Linked DNA regions of Homo sapiens: region 1 is linked to region 2. Evidence: chromatin loops called from intact Hi-C (ENCODE). Cell type or tissue: mammary epithelial cell. All regions are shown on one strand. Links, peaks and the distances in the headings refer to the core of each region. The heading gives the core; the rest is flanking DNA.

Region 1 (8,349 bases), core at 179-8,178, 200 kb after region 2:
TCCTTTTTGGTTGGAATCACTGCTCTTTTCCAGAAACTCTGGAAGAAAGCTAAAGCTGAACAACACGGTATAATACAAACTGCTTTTTTTCTGATGCCCTGCAAGCTGAAGCTGGATGACCTGATATAATACTCAGAGAAACCTCCACAACAGCTTATGCAAGAACAACCTTTATGACGTCCAAATTGCAAACACAGGAAATCTGTCAGATGGCCACTGCCTATCCTCATTTCAACTAAAGAAGCTTCAGGGTCGGCATCTAGAAATCTTTTCAACTGGCTGCCCTTTAGACTCAGAAACGGAGTCTACAGATTATTTCAAATATTAATATTTGCTTTTTTAAAAAAAAACTAAAAGTAATATAAATTAGTCGGTCGTGATTAAAGGTTTGATAGTTCACACCATCCAGGAGATATCCTGTACTACCAAGTCCCAACAGATGATTTAATTGAACCTTAATAAACAAGAAAATGGAGTTACGTTGTTCAAAGGAAGAAAGAATGTTTCTCTTTCCTTGAGCAAGAGAGAATGACAAAGATTCTCCACTTGGCCAAACTTCAGACAGGATTCTGAATCTTCTGCTAGGCCCATCTGTGCACTTATTTGTAAAATTTAGTTTTAACACAGAAACTTCCTAACTCAGTTTAGCAAGAAACTCCTTCATCCTCGATATCTGATCATCCTCAATATCTTATCAAAGTTTTATTTTCCACCATCCCCCAGGATGTCAGATTAGCTTGGCCTGTCTCCCAAAAGAATGATCATTATGGTCCTGTGTAAAGCATTTCTTACCACGCTTTAACAAGTACTATTGATTTTTTTTTCTTTTGGAATTTGAGAAAGCAAAACTAGTGGTGGAAGGTGAAAGAATATCTCTTTTGATTTGATGCTGAGAGAAGTTTTACTTAAGAAGTTGACATTTTATAAGAGACTAGAGGAATAAGAACAAGACAAATACGTCCAGACTGTAAGTAAAGACACCATTAACAAAGAAAACAACATATACACAAAGACTCTGGCAGAACAGGCCTTTGTGTTTTGAAATAACTTAAGACGAGTATGTATCGAGCTTACCTGGCCAGAAGAAGGAGATACAGATAGTAAAATTAGAGAGATTGTGATGGGGTCATATATACGGTTGGATGCATATCTAGATCTAATAAGTGAGGCCTAGACTAGACCAGAGATTGTTGCTACTTTTATATAATTTACATTTAATACATGGGACTTAAATAAAGTAGAGATAAAATACACAAAGAAGAAAAATGCTGCAATAGGGTTGTAATAAAAGGTACTCCTGTCTTTAAATATCAGATAAAACAGGAGAAAAATCAAAGGTGAGATGAGACAACTGAGAAAAATAAGAGGCAAAAATAGAAGCCTGTCATATGAAAAGAACCAAGAGAACCAAGAGCTTCAAGGAAGAAAGTTTGAAAGCTATACAAAATTCTACAGATATTTTAAAGAAGATACTAACGAAAAAAACTCTTCCAATAATAAAAGTCTAAGGTAATTATTTTTGGAAAGCACATTTTCACTTGGAAAAGGAAGGAAGTAATGATAAAACTGTTTGAAAAGGGAATGAGATCCCCCACTTCCCTTTGTACATCACTAATATCACCAGCTACCTCTATAGCCTAGGTCTTTCCTGTTTAAGTATATGCACATGCTTGTTGTTGTATTACATTGAATTATTTTTCTAATTTTTCACTCTATTTTACTAGTATTTAATATCTACGTCTTTGGGATTACCTAGGTTTCAGTTTTAACCACGTGATTATATTGACCAATGGGATTTTGGTGGCTGTAAATGACACCAATTATTAGCTTATGCTTATAAAGTTGTGCTTAATATATTGGTTTAGAGGCCTTTTCTGAAAAGATAACATAGCAGTTGTATCACAAGCCACAGTTGGAGAACGAGAAACATGGAACAAAGTTAATTCAGCTGATCTGCAGACTGTAGCAGAACCTCCAAGAAGACCAGAAGATGCAAGGTCTGAGTCATTACCACTCCTGGAGTTCTGCAAACATATGCAAGAGAAATAAATGCTGTTTCTTCTATGTCTTCTTCCTAATCATCAGGCACTGGTTGGAAAGCACTCATTTCTGTCAAGTCATCTTCTGTTTATATATCTGGTGTGGTATCTACTAGCTCTTGAACTTTTCCAAAGTCCACACCTTGAAGGCCTTCACTACTCACCTTTTTTTGCCATATTTACAGTCCTTCATAATTTCCTTGATTAGCTCTTTTGTAAATTCTGTGAAGTCCTGCACAATATCTGCACACAGTTTCCTCCAGCAAGAATTTATTATTTCTGGCTTGCTGGCTTTCAAGACTTTTTCTGTAATAACTACAGCATCTTCAATGATGTAATTGCTCCAGACTTTCATGATGTTCTATCTAGGTTCTCTTTCATAGCCATGCAATCCTTTCCATAGAGTACTCAGTGTAATGAACCTTAAAGGTCCTTGTGACCCCATGATATAGAAACTGAACTAAAGACATTGTATTTGGGGACAAATAGACCCCTTTGACAGCTTTGTTGTTGAACTCATGGGGTTCTGAGTGGCCAGGGCATTGTCCAATTAAACAATAAAAGAAACTTTAAAAGGCAGTTCCTTACTGACAAGTTACTTCCCGAAATCAGGAACAAAGCATCAATGCAACCAATCCAGAAAAAAGATTCTCCTTGTCCAGGCCTTCTTGTACAACCAAAAAACTAGTAGCTGTTTTTTCTCTTTTCTCTACAATGCTCAGCGTTAGCAGCTTTATACATAAGGACAGTCCTGATCATAACACCAAATGCATTTGCACAAAAGAGTGGAGTTAGCCTATTTCTTCTTGCCTTAAATCCTGAGGCTCACTTCTCTTTTGTACTAATAAATGTCCTTTGTGATAGTCTATTTTTTTTTTTTTCAGAACAGGACACTTTTTTCTGCATTAAAAACTTGTTCAAGTAGATATCCTTTCTCTCAATGATTTTCTTAGTTGCCTCTAGGAGCTCGTCTGCTGCCTCTTGGTCAGCAGAAGCCACTTCTCTTGTTATTTTGATATTTCAAGAGCCAAACCTCATTCTAAAATTATCAAACCATCCTTTCATTGGCATTAAATTCTCTAGTTTTAAATTCTCCACGTTCCTTTGCTTTGCATTTTCATATAATGACTTTGCATTTTCTTAAATTATATGAGTCTATCAGTATGCCTTTCTTATAGCAATCCTATTCCCAAATAAAAGCTGCTTTTTAAATACAAGATAAAAAGGTATTTCACAAAATGTTCAAGATTTTCATGCTGCTGGTATAGTTATAATGATAGCTTCATGGATTTTTTCCCTTTTTATTTATTTTCATTTTATTATCTTTTTACAATGTGCCTTCCATTGGATTCATTTATCTTGAAATGATAGGTAATCATAGCTGCAGACCTTAATCAATGGTACCTATCAAGCAATTCAGCTTCTTCTTGTAATGTCATAGCATTCCTCTGCTTCTTGGGAACACTCTGAGCATCATTAGCAGCACTTCCTATGGGTTCCATGGTGTGATTCAAGGTTTACGATGTTGCACTAAACACAATGAAAAATATGCAATAACAGCACTAGATCACTCTTTACTGTGATACACAATTTACTGGAGGAAGAAACGGTTCATAAGGGAGATGAATAGCATCACATGGCATTTTAAGCAGATATTCACAACATTTAAGCCCACTGTAATAACAATAGGAGGTGGTTAAAAATTATTATAGTAGTGCAGTATGCACTGTGGTTAATTTTATGCAGTTATCATTTAATACATCATCTTTATATTTGTTTACATTTCTCATGAAGGCAAATGGTGCCATGTATGGTCCTTAAGTGTTTGTGTGCAAAAGTTTTGTTCAATTTAAAATTTTTCTGATGGATTTGTTTAAATTTTTTGGTATTAAATAATAAAATAGACGAATCTACATGTATTTTATGTATTCATCACATACCTAACTTTTACTTAATTTAAAAAGTATTTCTAAGCTATACATTTCATCTTCGAGTTTTTTTCAAATTGGTGCAAATCCCCCAAAATGTTTTCAACATATTTTTTTAATGTTCATGTAAGTGGCCTCATTCAGTTAAAACCATTTTGTTCAAGGGTCAGCATATATATTGCTCAAGGGTCATGTTGTTCAAGGGTCAATATATATATGAAGAGAGAGAGAAAGGAAGAGAAGGGAGAAGGAGAATGATTCGTGGATAGGAAAAGAAATGTAAAAAATGCAGAGGCTCTGGGGTATTAGACACATTCTACTTGTTGACACAGGGTCATTTGATTTATGCAATTTCTTATTCTGGGTTTTATTTTTGTAAGCATTTTTCTTTAAATGCATTATATTTCAATGTAATATTACTTAAAAAGTGAAAGAAAGTAAAAGGAGTTATTTTTATTCAAATAATTGCTGAGTTGTTGAAGTCTTGAGAAATCAAGCAATAAATGCCTGGTTTCAGAGACGGTATCGTTTCTGATTCAGCCTGTGACCACACATTGGGAAATAAGAAAGGAGTGGAATTGTTAAGCAAGAATAACAAAATTAAGAATGAAAAGGATGACTAAAGCTGATACAGTACCCTTTACTAAATGAGAGATGGACTGTAATAAGAATTTGATTAGATTATAATTTTAAAAAGTAACTTGAAAATGGGAAAACCAACCATGAGCTGATGGCAATAGTAAAAAGGCAATATATACAACCAAAGGTAGAATGAGTACTGTGGTTTTCACATTAATATAAGAAGACATTGATTCCATGACCTAAAAATTATGTGTCAGTGATTGACCATAAGCAATAAAATCAGAATGACTATATAACTTATTGTCTAAACTTGGGGATTTTCATCCAGGAAAAGAAGCATGATGCCTCCTGGGGGTATGAAGCAAACATAGCAACAGTGTTATTCTACATACAATACAGCATTGACTAAATAGCTTCTAATGTTCAGGTAAAATATCATAGAAAAAAAGCCTCATACAATGTGATGGGCAAATTATGAAAAGAAGAGCTTTTAGTATGTATTCCGTGTGGGCTCTTATTAGCATTTTTATCACTTCAGGATGCTTTTGTTTTGATGACCATTTTATTCATGTTTTATAACACCTATTAAAACTTTCTAAAATTATTTATAGATTTATGCACTTTAAATCCTCTTCTACATTATTCGGTGCATAGGAATTATTTTGGGACCATGGTTATATTATAGTTTTTGAGTTTTTTACTTTAAATAAAAAGGAAAAGATAAACTTAGTTAATTTACTCACCTTTAATTTAACTGGTAGAAAGTTTGACACTAAAGAGCTGTCTGATATTGGTTGGTGCCATTTTACTATGCATGAATTTAGTAATTTTTTGACAAATTAAGTGAAACAGGGTGACAATTATGCAATCATTTTATACCTTATTGAATATCTTAGGATAAAATTGATTAGTTAAAACAAATCACAACAGATTCAATTTTAATACAGTCTTTCTCAATTTAGACTTTGGAAGAAATAGCACTGAAAGATGTTCTCATAAAATATTCAAAGCTAAGGAGCTTATCAAAATACACATTAATCTCTTTGCATTTCAATTTGGAAAATTTCTATTGACCTATCTTCAGGTTCACTGATTCTTTCCTCAGCAGTGTCACGTCTACTGATGAGCCCATCAAAGTCAGTGTTACTTTCTATTACAGTGTTTTTTATTTTGAACCTTTACTTCTATTCTTTATTTGATTTTTCATGTATGACTTTACTACCTATCTATTCTTGCATGTTGTCTGTTTTTAGACAGGACCATTAATGTATTAGCCATAGTTATTTCAAATTTCCTGCCTCATAATTTCAACATCAATGTTATATCTGAATCTGGTTCTGATAATTGTCCCTTCAGACAGTTTTTGCCTGCCCTTTGCTGTATCTTTTAATTATTTGTTGAAAACTGAACAGATTGTACTGAGTAACAGAAAATGAAGTAAATGTGGGAAGTTATGGCCATCTGTCTTACAGTTGAACTGTGCTTAATATTTGCTATAAATGTAGGTATTAGAGGTTAAAAATTCTTCTGGCTTCCCTGTTTTTGTCTTCTCTTTTGATTAATGAACTTCTTAATGTATTGTTTCTCAGATAGTATCTCTTGAAGCTCTTTCTGATGTAACCCTATTACATGCCATTAGAGTGGAGTCCTGCTTTAGTGACAAGATGTAGGGCAGGGGAACATTTCATAATCCTCTGATTACATTTTAGCTTTTTAGTGGCCTCTTTCTTGCACTTGTGAAATTCAAATTTTTCTACAGGGGTATAGCTTTTTATTTTCCCTGCCACCTAATCAGTTATCTGGTACAGTGGTTCTAAACAATTTCTTTGAACAGTTGACTCCTGTTGACATTTTTCCTCTTTAGGTAAGACAGGAAGGCTGAAGAACGGTGAAGTGGGAAGAATGCCTTTCTCCCAGCTGGGACAAGGCCCTGGAGAAGTCTTTGCTCCTAAAGTGTAAGGATTTGTTTTGGAAAAAGTTCTAGGCATATTTAAACATGTTTATTCTTTTGCTCCCCATGTCAAAAGTAGGGAAGTGAGTAGTTCTGGGATCTTTACTTCTTCACTGAGAGAACCTCGTGAGATTCCTAGAGAAAAAGCTTGGTGCACCCACAAGTTTCTTGCTTTCATAAAAATCTACACTACACCCAGCCTCTGGTAAATTATCAAAATTATTAGTGAATTGCCAAAAATTATCCCTTACGTATACTTATCTGCTTATGGCTTCGGTGGCTTATGTTTCTGGAAAACAGCACTTGGTGTAACTTTCTGCACCTATGTATCCAGATTTCAAGGTGGCATTTTCACCTTTGACTTAATTTCTCTGATGGATCAAAGAAAAGTCATTGATTTTAAGTTCGTCCCACTTTTTTTTAAGGAAAAGATTAATTACTTCTAAGTTTTTTCTTTTGGAGTTAAAACTGGAAGTTCCAGCTAATTTTTTCCTAATGCTTTATACTTTATATATCAAATGGTATACTTTAAGGAAATGTATGTCTTATTCTGACGGCTTTTTTAAATATACAGAAAAATTATCAGTTTGACACAAATTGGGAAAGACATAATGTTAATAAAATATTAAAATTTGACAAAAGCAGTATTTGAATAACACGTGTTTTAAAAATACTTTCAATATGCAAAGTAACAACTGAGTTCATTTCTAATTTGTAAAATTTACATCGAAATTTAATAGAATCAACTTACATTTAGATATTTATTTTTAATACCATTCTCTATGAAAAGAAACCAAGTCTCCTTAGAGAATTATTGGGTTCTAGAATTGGAGCAATAAATAAGCAAAATGAGCCCAGATTATCTTATAAAGCCAGAAAGTTAGTAAGTGCTGATGTGCAAACACGCACATGCAGACACACACACACACACACACCATGAAACAATAAAAATATGTGAAGAGATAAAGAACTCAAATCCCATTTGAAAAAACTTTCAATGACCATAGATGAAACAGTTTGAGCAACAGTATAAAGTAATATTGAATTATAACCCAACTAACAAAATAAACATACATGAATCCCAACTGAGAAAAACAAATTAGTGAATAAATGAGTAAGTAAATAAATGGAAAGTTGGCTAATTTTCTGTACAAAAGAATTCCAAATAACTATTGTGGATATTTTGCCTTCAAAAAGATAAAGCATGACTCCCATTCCTTGAGCGTGAGCTGCTCATAGAGACTTACTTCCAAAGCACAGAATATGGAAACTGGAGAAATGAGTACACTTACAGTGAAGAAACATGACAAACACTATGTACCCCAGATGGGCAAGGTTAGTAGCAACATTAATGAGTCAGGTCCATAGCATGTGCCCTTGATATGGTATAATGAGAGTGGCACTTCACCTTTCTTATTCTTCCTCCGCAAAACACGTAACCTCACTCTAATAATGAGAAAAATATCAAGCAAACCACAATCAAGGAACATTAAACACAATACTTGATCAATAAGTGATATAGACTTCTGCCCCCTTTTCAATTTCATATGTTGAAGCCCTAACCCCCAATACGACTGTATTTAGAGAAAGGAACTTTGGGAGCTAATTAAGGATGAATGACGTTATAAGGGCAAGGCTTTAATCTGATAAGACTGTGAGCTTCTAAGCAGATGAAGAGAGAGGGGCTCTCTCTGTCTCTTCACTATACGAAAAAACAGTACCTGTATACAAGCAAAAAGTAGAGCTTTTGCCAGAAACTGAATCAGCTGACACCTTGACCTTGTACTTTCCAGCCTCCAGAACTGGGAGAAAATAAATTTATTTTATTTAAGCTACCCAGTTTATGGTA
Region 2 (8,349 bases), core at 223-8,222:
TACAATTGGATACCATATGTGAAGGAGCATATTCAATTTTGAAAAACCTGTTTGTTTACAATTCAAGCCAAGTGCAATCTTCACTAATTGCTTTAAATTATTCTACAATAAGGAGGTTTTAAAATGTTGGTCCCAATATGTGGTTAATGTGAAAAGTTAAAATGAAAGTTTAATATAAGATCTATCTACGCTTTAATCCAGAAATAATTACCCCTTGATATTTACAAAGAACAATACAAAATTAACCCTAAAACACAGTTTCAGGTTTGAAGAAAAGAATAATAAAAAAATAGTGTGTATTAGAAACAGTAAATCAAAGCTAATGAAGCAACATTAGCACTTTTATGTTGTAGGTTCTAATTAGAAAGTCTGTTAATGAAATTGGGGCATTTACTTAATTGCTGTGAACAATTATTTTCAAATTAAGCTTGGCAATTAAATAGCATGATTAAGCTTGGAATAGTGGATTTAGGTAGGGGTTTTGTAACTATTTTGTATGCTGTATTATGTATGGCAGTTTAAGCTCTGGATATGTGCTGATTAACAAATGTAAATGGCATGCAGTACTTCTTGGTCTTGGCTATTTTTGCGAAGATGTTTCCTATTGCCTTAAATACTTGCCTTGCACAGTAGCTTCTAACTACTGGAACCCAAACCAACAACCTGCCCCACTTAACTTAAATAGATATTTTTTTCCTTCCCATAAATGTCAAACTTCCTGAAATAAGCTTGTACATTTATAGGCTGCATTCGCATCCCTTTCATTTAGCACTTTAACTCTTGCTCCCAGTCTTCAGTGCTATCACAAATAGTACTAATTGTCACAACATAAATGTGTCAGATTGATTCATTATTAGTAAATTATTTGATCCTTAATTATAACCTTTGGGAAAGTTGTTATTAGCATTTTTATTTCCCAAATAAAACTGAGGATCAGAAAGACTTTTTCTAAAACCTTTTCAAAGCAACCCAGTTGCTAAATGGCAGGATAGGAATTTGAACATAAATTCACTTATGGCAACCCCCGTGTATCTTCTACATAATGGAGTTTCTTCTCTTTATGTCCACAAATGCAGTTCATTGCTTGGTATTTGATACTGCTGACCACACTCTCACTGGGAAATTTCCTTGGCTTTCAAATTACCATTATACCCCCTGTTTCTACCTTATTTCTTCCATGTCTCAATTCCATTTATTCTGCAAGACTTCTTCATTCTACCTCCTAAAGGTAGCCAATGTTCGCTTCTCAGATTTTTTTATGTTCTATTGAATCTAAGGTTTTAGAAAACGTAATCAAGTATACAGGCAAACTTAACTTGTTATTTCCCTAAGCACCACTCACAGCCAACTAATCACATCAAAATGATCCGTATTTATTTATTGATAACTTTTCATTGTAACTATTCCCTCTGCCCTTTTTAACTTTTTCTTTTTAATTCTTTTAGAAACAGAGTCTTCTCTGTCACCCAGGCCAGAGTGCAGTGGCATGATAATGGCTCACTGAAATCTCAAACTCCTGGGCTCAAGTAATCCTCCCACCTCAGGCTCACAAAAAGCTAAGACTTCTGGCACATGCCACACGCCCTGATAGCTTTTCAAATATTTTTTTGTTGAGAAAGGGTCTCACTATGTTGCCCAGGCTGGTCAAAAACTTCTGTCCTCAGGCAATCCTCCCACCTCAAACTCCCAAAATGCCGGGATGACAGGCACGAGTCACCATGTCTGGCCAAAACCTCTACTCTTAACATACTGATTTTCCCGACTGCTTTTGAATAGGATTTGCTAATCTTTCCGAACCATCTTATGACTTCTTCCTGTTCTTTGATAAATGAGAGTCGCTTCCCATTCTTTTATGCCTAACTTCTAAATTTCTGTTGGTATGTTTAGGCTGCTTTGACAAAAATACCTCAGATTGAGTAATTTATAAACAAAAGAAATTTATTTTTCACAGTTCCAGAGGCCGGGAAGTCAATGCCCGCAGATCAGCGTCTAGTGAGGGCCTGCTTCCTGGTTCATAGACAGTGCCTTCTTGCTGTGTCTTCACATGGTGGAATAGGCAAGGCAGTTCTCTTGGGCCTCTTTTAGAATGGTACTAATTCCATTCATGAGTGGATCCCTCATGTTCTAATCACTTCCTAAAGACCGATACGGTTAGGCTTTGTGTCTCCATTCAAATTTCATCTTGAATTATAATCTCCATAAGCCCCACATGTCAAGAGAGACACCAGGCAGAGGCAATTGAATCATGGGGACGGTTTCCCCGGTGCTGTTCTCGTGATAGCGGTGAGTTATCATGAGGTCTGATGGTTTTATAAGGAGCTCTTACCCCTTCACTCAGCACGTCTCCTTCCTGCCATTTTGTGAAGAAGGTGCTTTGCTTCCCGTTTGTTTCCGCCATGATTGTATGTTTCCTGAGGCCTCCCCAGTCACGCCAAACTGTGAGTCAATTAAACCTCTTTCTTTTATAAATTACCCAGTGTCGGACAGTTCTTTATAGCAGTATGAAAACGAACTAATACAGACTCAACACCTGATTTTTGGGGAGACACCAACACTAAGGCCATAGAAATTATGTTTCAGTATCTAATATTTTTTGTGTGAATATTGGTAACCAGAACAGTGTGTGTGACACAGAAGATTTTGAAAGAGATCAGTAAGGTTTGTCAAATAAAATTTTAAAATTATTTATGTGGCCTCTTTTTAATGAGAAAAATCCATAAAATAACTAAATACATGTAATTTATCTGTGAATTAATTTATAAGAATAAACATTTATAATTTTCCACTTATTTATTTGAAATAATATAGTAAAACTTTGTAGCCCAGTTTATGAATGTTGAAGCAATAGTGGATGTATATTGGGGTAATAGATGTCTGCTGCACTTTTATAAATTTTGCTAAAATCTAAATTAAAATTAAGTAAAGTTGAACATCATACCATCAATTAAAAATCTGAAAGCAGGTAAATAGAATTTCGCTTTTTTTTTCCTTAATGGTATGTTGAATATTATTTGTCAATGTATCAAGTATAAATTGAATTTAGGAGTTGTTTTATTATTTTATAAAATTAAGCATGCTTTTATAATATTGATACGTTTTCCATTTTATATATGTACAATTCTGAGAATTATATATTTTTTTCATTGTATGGATGAATATATTGAATATAGACAATAAGTTTATATGAAAAACAAAGAAAAAACATTAAACAAAGACAGTGATTTGTCATTCTGGCTATTGCTGGAAGCATTCTGATCATATATACTCTTTGTAATTAGCCAATTGTAATTATCTAAATCAGAGATCAGAAATTATGGCCTGTGGACTAAATCTAGCCCATGTCTGGTTTTTATAAATAATGTTTTTACATTTTATTTTATATTATTATACATATTTATTATTATTTTATAAATAATTTGTTTGGAACAGAGCCTTATTTTCATATACATTGTCTATGGCTGTTTTTTTCCTTATAATGATCAAGTTAAATAGTTGCAACAGAGACCAGATCATCAGCAAAGCATCACACACTTACTATCTGGCCCTTTTATAAATTATGTTTGTTTACTTATAGGCTAGAAGAGTAGAACGAATGTAAGCTTTCATGCATGACAACAATTTTTTTTTCTTTTGTCAAGCTGTCAAAATGGTTAATTTACCTTCAAATGTGTATTTCTGTGCCAAATTTTATGGTCAATTAGGAAAATAATTGGAGAACACCCATTCTTTGACAACTTCCGATTTCTTGCCTAACCTCTTTTTTTCAGCTGTAAGTTTCCTTCAGCAGATTACTTCCAGTAGATAGCCCACTGTGATGTTTATCAAATTATTGACTCTCAACTGCACGTGTATCCCTTACTTCCTCCTCTGAAAATGAAGCTGGGCCTTTTAAATGTCTGTACTTTGCTGGCTGGCAGGATTTAAAACTGACCAATAGAGGGCAGTAGAGGAACTGTGAAGGAAGAATGGGCATTTCATTCTCAGGGTGCTCTTCTCAGTAGGTTCCTGCAGTGCACAGTTTCTCTGCAATTCAGCTCCTTCAGCAATGGGTTTTCCATTATCTGCTTCCTGCAGTGCAGGACAGACAACAGCTTAGCTCAGCAAAACCTCAGGCTGATTTCCTAAGCTCTGAGGTATGGCATCTCTCTGTGGATGGCTTGCCCTAGAAACACAGCCAATTTTCAGCAAATTCTGCTAGGACAGCACCTGAGATTTCTGTATGTTTCAGTGAGCTAAGGCTAGGCCAATGCCACTGAGATCTGGATTTCAAGTTTGGGGTGTTGCGTGTGAGGAGCTCTTCCATAGGTGCTCTCTACTTCTAGTTGTATGATTGAATGTTACTCCTCTGATCTCCTATCTGTATTCTTCAGAGTTCTCCTTCTTCTTAGCAAATCCCCTGTGAGCTTCAATCCTCTGCTTTAGTTAATAGTTGTTTATATTAAACATTTTCTCTTTAAAACACAATGTTGCTGTCTTCTGGTAGGACTCTGAAAAATACATGAGAAACACCTAAAACTTCTTCACAAGTTTAAAATTAAACTCGTAATCCAGCCCCCAGAATGTTGGAGCTTCTCTCGTATTATGTGTATTGTTAGTCATCCAAGAAGGAAGCTTTGAGTGAATTTAATTTCTGTTGCTGCCTCTTAATTAAGCCATGTTCCCGTATAATCTGTGGAGGTATGCATAAATGCATATGTGTGCACACACACACACTCATCTACTCAATCCTCATGTCCTTACAATTTTAGGATAATTTCAGGATGGCCTTCAATTTCTTGATTATTTTCAAGTCCAATCCATGTGAGAGAAACTAAAAATTTTAATCATTTCTTTCAACGATTATTGCCTTTGATCACCTCCACCACCATCACCATCATTTGAATGACCAATAGCATGACTCTTTATTCTGTCATCAAATTATTTTAGCAAAACCTAATCCAATTGGCATTAAAGTATCCTGCCTACACCAGAAATGCAACGTGGCTTCTGGTGATAATTGAGAACATCTCACAATTAAGCAGTTTGATTTAAAAGTAAATTCTTGCTTATGCAACCTCACCTGAACCCTCAAGGATGCAATTCTAATCTCATATTCACCGCCAAGAATTTTGAAAATGCTCTCCACACTCTTCACATCTCCAACCTATTCTCCTTTGTCTTCGCCTCCTACCACACACATAAAACATAAGATAGTTGGGGAGATAATCAATGAAGTATCAATGTGTCACTATCATCTCCATAATATTATCAGCCCCATATAGTTTTTCTTATATCTCTATCCTATTTTTTTATGTTATTAAAATTGTTATTAAAATATCTCAGCCAATTTCTTATTTTTACAATAACATACATTTCCCTTTTCTGTCACTTTAATGTCTCCCTCTCTATCCACCTCTTCCTATTAGAATTTACATATTCTTGTCTATTCCATTATTTAAAAAATGGAAGTCATTCTCATAGAAATAGCAAATAGAACAGTGGTTAGCAGAGACTGGGAAAGGTAGGGGAAATAAGGGGATGTTGAAAGATTGGTCAACAGCGACAAAACTATGGTTAGATAGAAGAAATAAGTTCTGGTGTTCCATTGCATAGTAGGATGACTAGAGGTAACAATAATGTATATTTCAAAATAGCTAGAAGAGAGGTTTTAAAATTTCCTTATTGTTGATAAATATTTAAATGAATGAATATGCTAATTACCCTGATTTGATCTCTATATTATTTATTCATGTATCAAAACATCACCTATACCTCATAAATATGTACAATTATGTGTCATTTATAAACTTCAAAAACATTAAAAAATGAATAAAATGGGGGAAAATAAAACAACTATAGTAACCACAAAAATAGTCATTCTTGTCATCTCTTTCATTCTCATTCAATAATACCTTTGTCAGAAAACATTGCTAACATCCAACTTGTTGATCAACACTTTCTCTCTCACATCTAAACAATTGCAGCCCATTCTTTTTTTTTTTTTTTTTTTTTTCTTGAGACGGAGTTTCACTCTTGTTGCCCAGGCTGGAGTGCAATGGCACGATCTCGGCTCACTGCAACCTCCGCCTCCCAGGTTCAAGCAATTCTCCTGCCGCAGCCTCCCAAGTAGCTGGGATTACAGGCATGCACCACCTCCCCTGGCTAATTTTGTATTTTTAGTAGAGACAGGGTTTCTCCATGTTGAGGCTGGTCTCGAACTCCTGGACCCCAGGTGATCCGCCTGCCTCAGCCTCCCAAAGTGCTCCAAAGCGCTGGGATTACAGGCATGAGCCACCGCGCATGGCCGCAGCCCATTCTTTATTCTTTCTTTTTTTTTTTTTGAGACGGAGTCTCGCGTGCATTGGCGCAATCTCGGCTCACTGCAAGCTCTGCCTCCGGGGTTCACGCCATTCTCCTGCCTCAGCCTTCGGAGTAGCTGGGACTACAGGCACCCGCCACCGCGCCTGGCTAATTTTTTGTATTTTTAGTAGAGACGGGGTTTCACCGTGGTCTCGATCTCCTGACCTCGTGATCGGTCCGCCTCGGCCTCCCAAAGTGCTGGGATTACAGGCGTGAGCCACCGCGCCCGGCCCCCCATTCTTTATTCTAATTTTTGACTATGCTTAATTCTCTCAATTCCCATAACAACATGAAAGTCCGTCTTCCATCACATCTTATCTAAACTTTTGTAATTGCTTCTTCTATCCATTCTTAGCTACCAGATTCATTTTTGAATATACATTTAGATTATCTGAATGAAAATGCTAATAAGATCATATCGGTTTCAACTTAATAGCCTTATGTCATCTCATGATGTTCACAAGGAAAAAACAATTCTGAAAAATTTCAGTTGAAAGCTTTAAAATATTTTACCTTTCAAATAAATCTCATGCAACTTTCTCTGTGTCTCTGTCTCTTTCCCTCTATGTGTGTGTGTGTGTCTGTCTCTCTCATTCTCTACTGGCCTGTTTCATTGGATTGCATTCAATTCTGCACATTCCAGTGTCTGTGAATCTCTCATTTTCCCCCACAATCAGGAACTTGCAAAGGTGTTTCAGTGGGTCCAAGTTTCTAATGGTGATAATTAAAACTATTTTAATTTCTAGTTTTAATAATTAAATACTGTACATACTTCCACTTAAAAATACAACGGTATGACATCTGTAATTTTTAAGTGGGCTCATTTAAGGGGTTACTGACTTGAAATGAACTTGCTAATGACTCAGCCAACAATGTATCTGAATTGTTTCATTACCTGTGTCAGTTTTATTTTTATTTTATTTTTAGTTTTTTATTTTTTTATTTTTGAGACAGAGTCTCTCTCTGTTGCCCAGGCTGGAGTACAGTGGCGTGATCTTGGCTCACTACAAGCTCCGCCTCCCGGGTTCATGCTATTCTCCTGCCTCAGCCTCCCTCCCGAGTAGCTGGGACTACAGACACCGGTGACCACACCCGGCTAATTTTTTATATTTTTAGTAGAGACGGGGTTTCACCGTGTTAGCCAGGATGGTCTCGATCTCCTGACCTTGTGATCTGCCTGCCTCGGCCTCCCAAAGTGCTGGGATTACAAGCGTGAGCCACCGCGCCCTGTCCTGTGTCAGTTTTTACCATATTGGTTAGCTTTATTGCTTTCATTTTAATTTGTTTAATTTATTTCCAGAATAAATACTAGATTGAAGATAGAAAGCATAAGCATTGTTGACGCTGAATTACAAGTTAATAATAATTCTGCAAATAAACAACAAGGTGACTTTCATTGTACTACATATTGTATTTATATTATTAAAATCATTTACAACACGTCAACATATCGTCTTTGTCAACTTTGAAACCAGTTCCAGTGCTAATAAAAGAGAAAATGTAAGACTGGTTACATTTGAAATTGCCTTTTTATATTTCTTGAGAATAAAATATATGCAACCGTAACGTGTTAATGTGCTATTATTTTTTTTGCTTTTAAGTAGAAATCTAACACCCTCTCTACTATCTCATTAGTTAGAAGCAAAACATAAACATTATTAAAACACTCATTTATTTTAGAAAAAAATTCAAGAAACCTAAACAATAGCTTATGAAAGCAATATATTTATATTACATGGTGTAAGATATAATTCTATTTCAACCTATATTCGGTATACACTCAGTCCTCCAGATCCCCAAATTCATCTATATACAATACATTGTTTATTACTGTATTATTCCTACATTTTTCTGAGATAATTAAAGTCAACAATATACTTTTTTAAAATGGCTCAAATGCTCAAAATTGCCTCTCCAAAATACATATAAATAGATTGTGTTCATATTGCTGTAAAATATTTTCTTAAAACCTTTAATTTTTTAAATTTCCCTATAATTTGTAATATAGCA

What was found. Hi-C counts contacts between places; a loop is a spot of excess contacts. Peaks named below come from ENCODE experiments on the same cell type or tissue, not always from the same donor. Only the 100,000 strongest peaks of a DNase experiment are listed, where the experiment ranks them.
Region 1: it touches region 2 in a loop (9-fold over the local background); 3 of 110 quality-filtered maps call a loop at or near these places.

What each region holds. Positions count from the first base shown.
Region 1 is chr5:23,400,978-23,409,326 of GRCh38, forward strand. No RefSeq gene overlaps it. Among named protein-coding and RNA genes, the nearest start is that of PRDM9, 100 kb to the right of the region's middle. In mammary epithelial cell, for the core only: a CTCF peak has its summit at 4,881; a DNase peak (open chromatin) is centred at 4,524; H3K27ac peaks cover 1,017 bases.
Region 2 is chr5:23,205,155-23,213,503 of GRCh38, forward strand. No RefSeq gene overlaps it. Among named protein-coding and RNA genes, the nearest start is that of PRDM9, 300 kb to the right of the region's middle. In mammary epithelial cell, for the core only: a CTCF peak has its summit at 3,935 (motif pointing right); a DNase peak (open chromatin) is centred at 3,967.